2 separate regions of the Homo sapiens genome follow, and region 1 is linked to region 2. A link is a loop called in an ENCODE intact Hi-C map of the cell type or tissue named here. Cell type or tissue: K562. All regions are shown on one strand.

What was found. Hi-C counts contacts between places; a loop is a spot of excess contacts. Peaks named below come from ENCODE experiments on the same cell type or tissue, not always from the same donor. Only the 100,000 strongest peaks of a DNase experiment are listed, where the experiment ranks them.
Region 1: a loop joins it to region 2, with 5 times the contacts of the local background. A loop is called at or near these places in 13 of 110 quality-filtered maps.

Annotation. Positions count from the first base shown.
Region 1 is chr19:47,011,905-47,014,404 of GRCh38, forward strand. No RefSeq gene overlaps it. Among named protein-coding and RNA genes, the nearest start is that of NPAS1, 6.7 kb to the right of the region's middle. In K562, a CTCF peak has its summit at 1,237 (motif pointing right); a DNase peak (open chromatin) is centred at 1,227.
Region 2 is chr19:47,243,275-47,245,774 of GRCh38, forward strand. It overlaps LOC124904731 (a long non-coding RNA gene), which reads right to left and starts at 921. Exons shown (of 2, transcript XR_007067278.1): 1 at 784-921. RefSeq lists enhancers at 1-19, 118-1,111, 1,311-1,811, a cis regulatory region at 680-1,331 and a silencer at 916-965. In K562, a CTCF peak has its summit at 1,139 (motif pointing left); a DNase peak (open chromatin) is centred at 1,027; H3K4me3 peaks cover 1,150 bases.

The DNA.
Region 1 (2,500 bases), 230 kb before region 2:
CCCAGAACTTTGGGAGGCCGAGGCAGGCGTATCACCTGAGGTCAGTTCAAGACCAGCCTGACCAACATGGTGAAACCCTGTCTCTACTAAAAATACAAAATTAGCCAGGCATGGTGGTACATGCCTGTAATCCCAGCTACTCGGGAAGCTGAGAGAGAAGAATCGCTTGAACCCAGGAGGCAGAGGTTGCAGTGAGCCAAGATTGTACCATTGCACTCCAGCCTCAGCAACAAGAGGGAAACTCCCTCTCGAAGAAAAAAAAAAAATTAGCTGGGCATGGCAGCACATGCCTGTAGTCCCAGCTACTCAGGAGGTCGACGTGGGAAGATCGCAGGAGGTTGAGGCTGCATTAAGACAAGATTCTGCCACTGCACTCCAGCATGGGTGACAGAGTGAGACCCCATCTCAAAATAAATAAATAAAAGTCTTTTGGGCCAGGCGTGGTGGCTTATGCCTACAATCCTAGCATTTTGGGAGGCCGAGGTGAGTGGATCGCCTGAGGTCAGGAGTTCCACAGCAGCCTGACCAACATGGAGAAACCCCGTCTCTACTAAAAATACAAAATTAGCCGGGTGTGGTGGCGCATGCCTGTAATCCCAGCTACTCGGGAGACTGGGGCAGGAGAATGGCTTGAACCCAGGAGGCGGAGGTTGTCGTGAGCCGAGATGGCACCATTGCACTCCAGCCTGGACAACAAGAGCGAAACTCCATCTCAAAAAAAGAGACTTGTTTAAAAAATCAAAATTAGTGCAAAAAAACCAAATCCATGATGAACAAACTATCAATATTTTAAATAAAGACGAATCAGTAAGAGTGTCAAGTGAGTCACATTGGAGCCTGAGGCTAAAGGAGAAATCAGTTAAGACTGAGCCTGGATTCTGGGAGTCCAGCAAGGAGGTAACTACGATAGTCCAGGAGTGAAACGGTGGCGGATTAGACCAGAGAAGGACGGTGATAGTGGAAAGAACAGGGAATTCCAGGTATCTTGAAGGTCAAGGCTACAGAATTTGTTGAAGATGGCATGAGACTGGGGCAGAGAGAAGGTGCAGATGACGCCAGGGTTGCCGCATACGACAGTGTGAGTATCTGATTATCCTTTGTCTTCCCCACTTTCCTGTGAAACCTACGAGGGCGGGAGCTGTGCCTCCCAAGCCGCAGCCAGCACCCAGCATTCGCTCCAGGGCTCCAGGCCAACTGCCCTGGTGGAGAATGAGCTGTGTTACTCCGCGCGGCCACCAGGGGTCAGCAGAGCGCCGCCCTGCCCAGCCATGGCCATCCCGGGAAGAGTAGAAAGCCCGGATGGCGGCTTTTTAGGAAGTAAGGCCGGATTAGAAGGAGAAGCAGCAGGGACTGAGGAGGAGGCGGGTTCTGAGAAATGGGGCTGGAAGCGAAGTGTCCCAGGAGCTGGCCGAGAAGCAGGGGAATGAGCTACTGTTTCTGTCACTGCATCCATCCACCCATTTATTCCACCATTCAGTCACAGGCCACTCAGGGCCTTGCAGAGCCGGGTGAGAAACTCAGTGTGTCCTGAGGGCACTGGGGAGACAAGACTGGGTCCGATTTGCAGGAGCTGAGAGGAGGGGAAGAAAGTAGAGATTCAGGACATGCAAGCTCACAGCCAACCTGCCTCCCAGGTGGGCCTGAAGAGCATGCAATTAACATAAATGTTAGCAAAACAAATAATATTGGCCGGGCACGGAGGCTCACACCTGTAATCCTAGTGCTTTGGGAGGCTGAGGTGGGAGGATTGCTCGAGGCCAGGAGTTCGAGTCTGCAGTGAGCGACGATTGTGCTACGCACTCCAGTCTGGGAGACAGAGCAAGACCCCATCTCTACAAAACATACAAAAAGTTAATCAGGAGTGGTGGCGCATACCTGTGGTCCCAGCTACTTAGGAGGCTGACATGGGAGGATCACCTGAGTCCGGGAGGTAGAGGCTGCAGTGAGCCGTAATCACATCACTGCACTCCAGCCTCGGTGAAAGAGTGAGACCCTGCATAAAAAAAAAAAAATACAAGTAATATTAAATTAATAAAAGCTAACAATCATTGGACCCTTACGAGATAGCAGGCCTTGTTTTAATCGCTTTTCACCATCAATTTTCTTTTTCTTTTTCTTTTTCTTTTTCTTTTTTTTTTCTGAGACTGAGTCTTGCTCTGTCACCCAGGGTGGAGTGCAGTGGTATGATTTTGGCTCACTGCAACCTCTGCCTCCCGGGTTCAAGCGATCCTCCAGCCTCAGCCTCCTGAGATCTGGGATTACAGGCGCCCGCCACCATGCCTGGCTAATTTCTGTAATTTTTTTAGTAGAGACAGGTTTCACCATGTTGACTAGGCTGGTCTTGAACTCCTGACCTCAAGTGATCCACCCGCCTCAGCCTCCCAAAGTGCTGGGATTACAGGCGTGAGCCACTGCACCAGGCTTGTGTTTTGTTTTTGAGACAGGGTGTTGCTCTGTCTCCCAGGGCTGGAGTTCAGTGGCACAATCACAGCTCACTGCA
Region 2 (2,500 bases):
GGGAGGGGCCCGCCCCGCCCCTCCGGGGCCCGCCCCGCCCCTCCCCGCCCCGATTTCGCAGGCCCGCCCCGAGCGCCCCTCCCCGGCCCCCTCGCCCCGTCTCCCTCACCTCCAGCTCGGCACCTCTGACCCCCTACTTTGACTCCATCTCCCACACCCTTGCGTCGCTCCTGACTCCCCTATCTCTGCCACTCGCTGGGTCTCTCTGTCTCTCTCTTTCCCATGTTTATCTCTCCTGTCTCTGTCTCCCTGTAGATCTCTCTGCCTTTGTCTCTGTCTCTCATATCCCCTCTCTGTTTCTTCCATCTGTCTCTCCCATCAGTCTCCACCACTGCTGTCTCTCCCCGTCTCTGTCTCCGCCACCTCTGTCTCTCCTAGTCTCTCTCCGCTACCTCTGTCTCTGCCATCTGTCTCTATCATCTCTGTCTCTCCCTGTCTCTGTCTCCATCATCTCTGTCTCTCCCAGTCTCTGTCTCCATCATCTCTGTCTCTCCCTGTCTCTGTCTCCATCATCTCTGTCTCTCCCAGTCTCTGTCTCCATCATCTCTGTCTCTCCCAGTCTCTGTCTCCATCATCTCTGTCTCTCCGTGTCTCTGTCTCCCCCATCTCTGTCTCTGTCGCTCCATCTGACTCTCTCAGCTGTCCCTCCTGGATTCTGTCTCTCTCTCTCTCCCTCCTCTGCCTCAGTCTCCCCACCTTTGTCTCTTCTTCCTGTCGTCTCTCCCACCTCTTGTCTCTGTCTCTCCCGCCCCCCTCTCCCTTCCCCGATGCCCTCTCTCTTACTCCCACAGCCAGGCTCAGAATTCACTTTTCATCCTTCTAAGACAGCCAGCGGACGGTTCGCTACTTCGTCCTCGCCCCTCCCCTCCGGCCCAGGCTTCTGGCAGCAGGCCCCACGCAGGGCAGACTTCAGGAAGGACTTCCCGCCCTGGTTCGGCACGAGAGCTTTATCGCTCGGGCCAGGCGGAGGCCGGGCGGCCCCGTGGCTTCCGGAGGCGCCCGGGCGGGATGAGCTCACTGCGAGTTGGCCAGGATTTCATCAGCTTCCTCCTGCGGACTTGCCCCCGCTCCTTTCCCGGCCCGGCCGCGCGGGCGAATCCGCCGGACGCCTGCTGCCCCCGAGCGGCAGAAGGCGGAAGCACAGGCGCCGCGCAAAAAGCCCACCTTTGCACCAGACGATGTCGCCAGCTCAGGAAGCCTGCAAATACAAACCCAATTCATCCTCACAACCACCAGGGGAGATGGACTATACATATATATATTTTGAGGCGGAGTCTCGCTCTGTCGCCCAGGCTGGAGTGCAGTGGCGCGATCTCGGCTCACTGCAACCTCTGCCTCCCGGGTTCAAGCGATTCTCCTTGCCTCAGCCTCCTGAGTAGCTGGAACTACAAGCGCCTGCCACCATGCCCGGCTAATTTTTGTATTTTTAGTAGAAACAGGGTTTCACCATGTTGGCCAGGATGGTGTCGATCTCTTGACCTCGTGATCCACCCGCCTCGGCCTCTCAAAGTGCTGGGATTACAGGCGTGAGCCACCACGCCTGGCCCCATTTATTCTTATATCCACTCATTCAGCAATTACCACAGAGTCTCCCCTGTGCCAGGCACTGGTGCAGTTGTAGGCATGAGGATACAGCTGTGAGCAAAATGGATACAAATCCTGCCTTCATGGGACTGACACTCTGGTCTGTGGCAGACCACACACCAGGAGAACACAGTAACAATACAAAGCGAAACTTCAAGTAGAAAAAGGAAGCAGGGAAGGGCCGTCAGGAGTGTTGAGGGATGGTGTCTTTGAAAAAGTGCTATTTGCCGCCGGGCGCGGTGGCTCACATCTGTAATTCCAGCACTTTGGGAGGCCGATGCAGAAGGATCATTTGAGGACAGGAGTTCGAGGCCAGCCTGGCCAACATGGCGAAACCCCATCTCTACCAAAAATACAAAAATTAGCTGGGTGTGGTGGTGCGTGCCTGTAATCCCAGCTACTTGGGAGGCTGAGGCAGGAGAATCACTTGAACCTGGAAGTGGGAGGTTGCAGTGAGCCGAGATCACATCATTGCACTCCAGTCTGGGTGACAGAGCGAGAGTCTGTCAAGAAAGCAAGCAAGCAAGAAAGCAAGAAAGCAAGGAAGGAAGGAAGGAAGGAGAGAGAAGAAAGAAAGAGAGAGCGAGCAGATGGGATTGGCTGAGGTACTGGATGTGGATGTGAAGGACAGAGAGGCGTTTAGGGGGCAGCCGGAAGGATGAAGGTTCTGAGAGACCAATTGTCATCATCATCATCATGGCAGCTCTCTGAGTTCACCTACTGTGTGCTAGGCTCCGTGCCGATTCAGAGCTTTACATACATGACCTGGTTACATCCTTATGACCATCCATAGATCCAGGAAGCAGAGACGGGAGCTGTGGTAGGATTCAAGATTTTTATACACATATATATATATATATATATATATATATAGGTTTGTTTGTTTGTTTGAGATGGAGTCTTGCTCTGTTGCCCA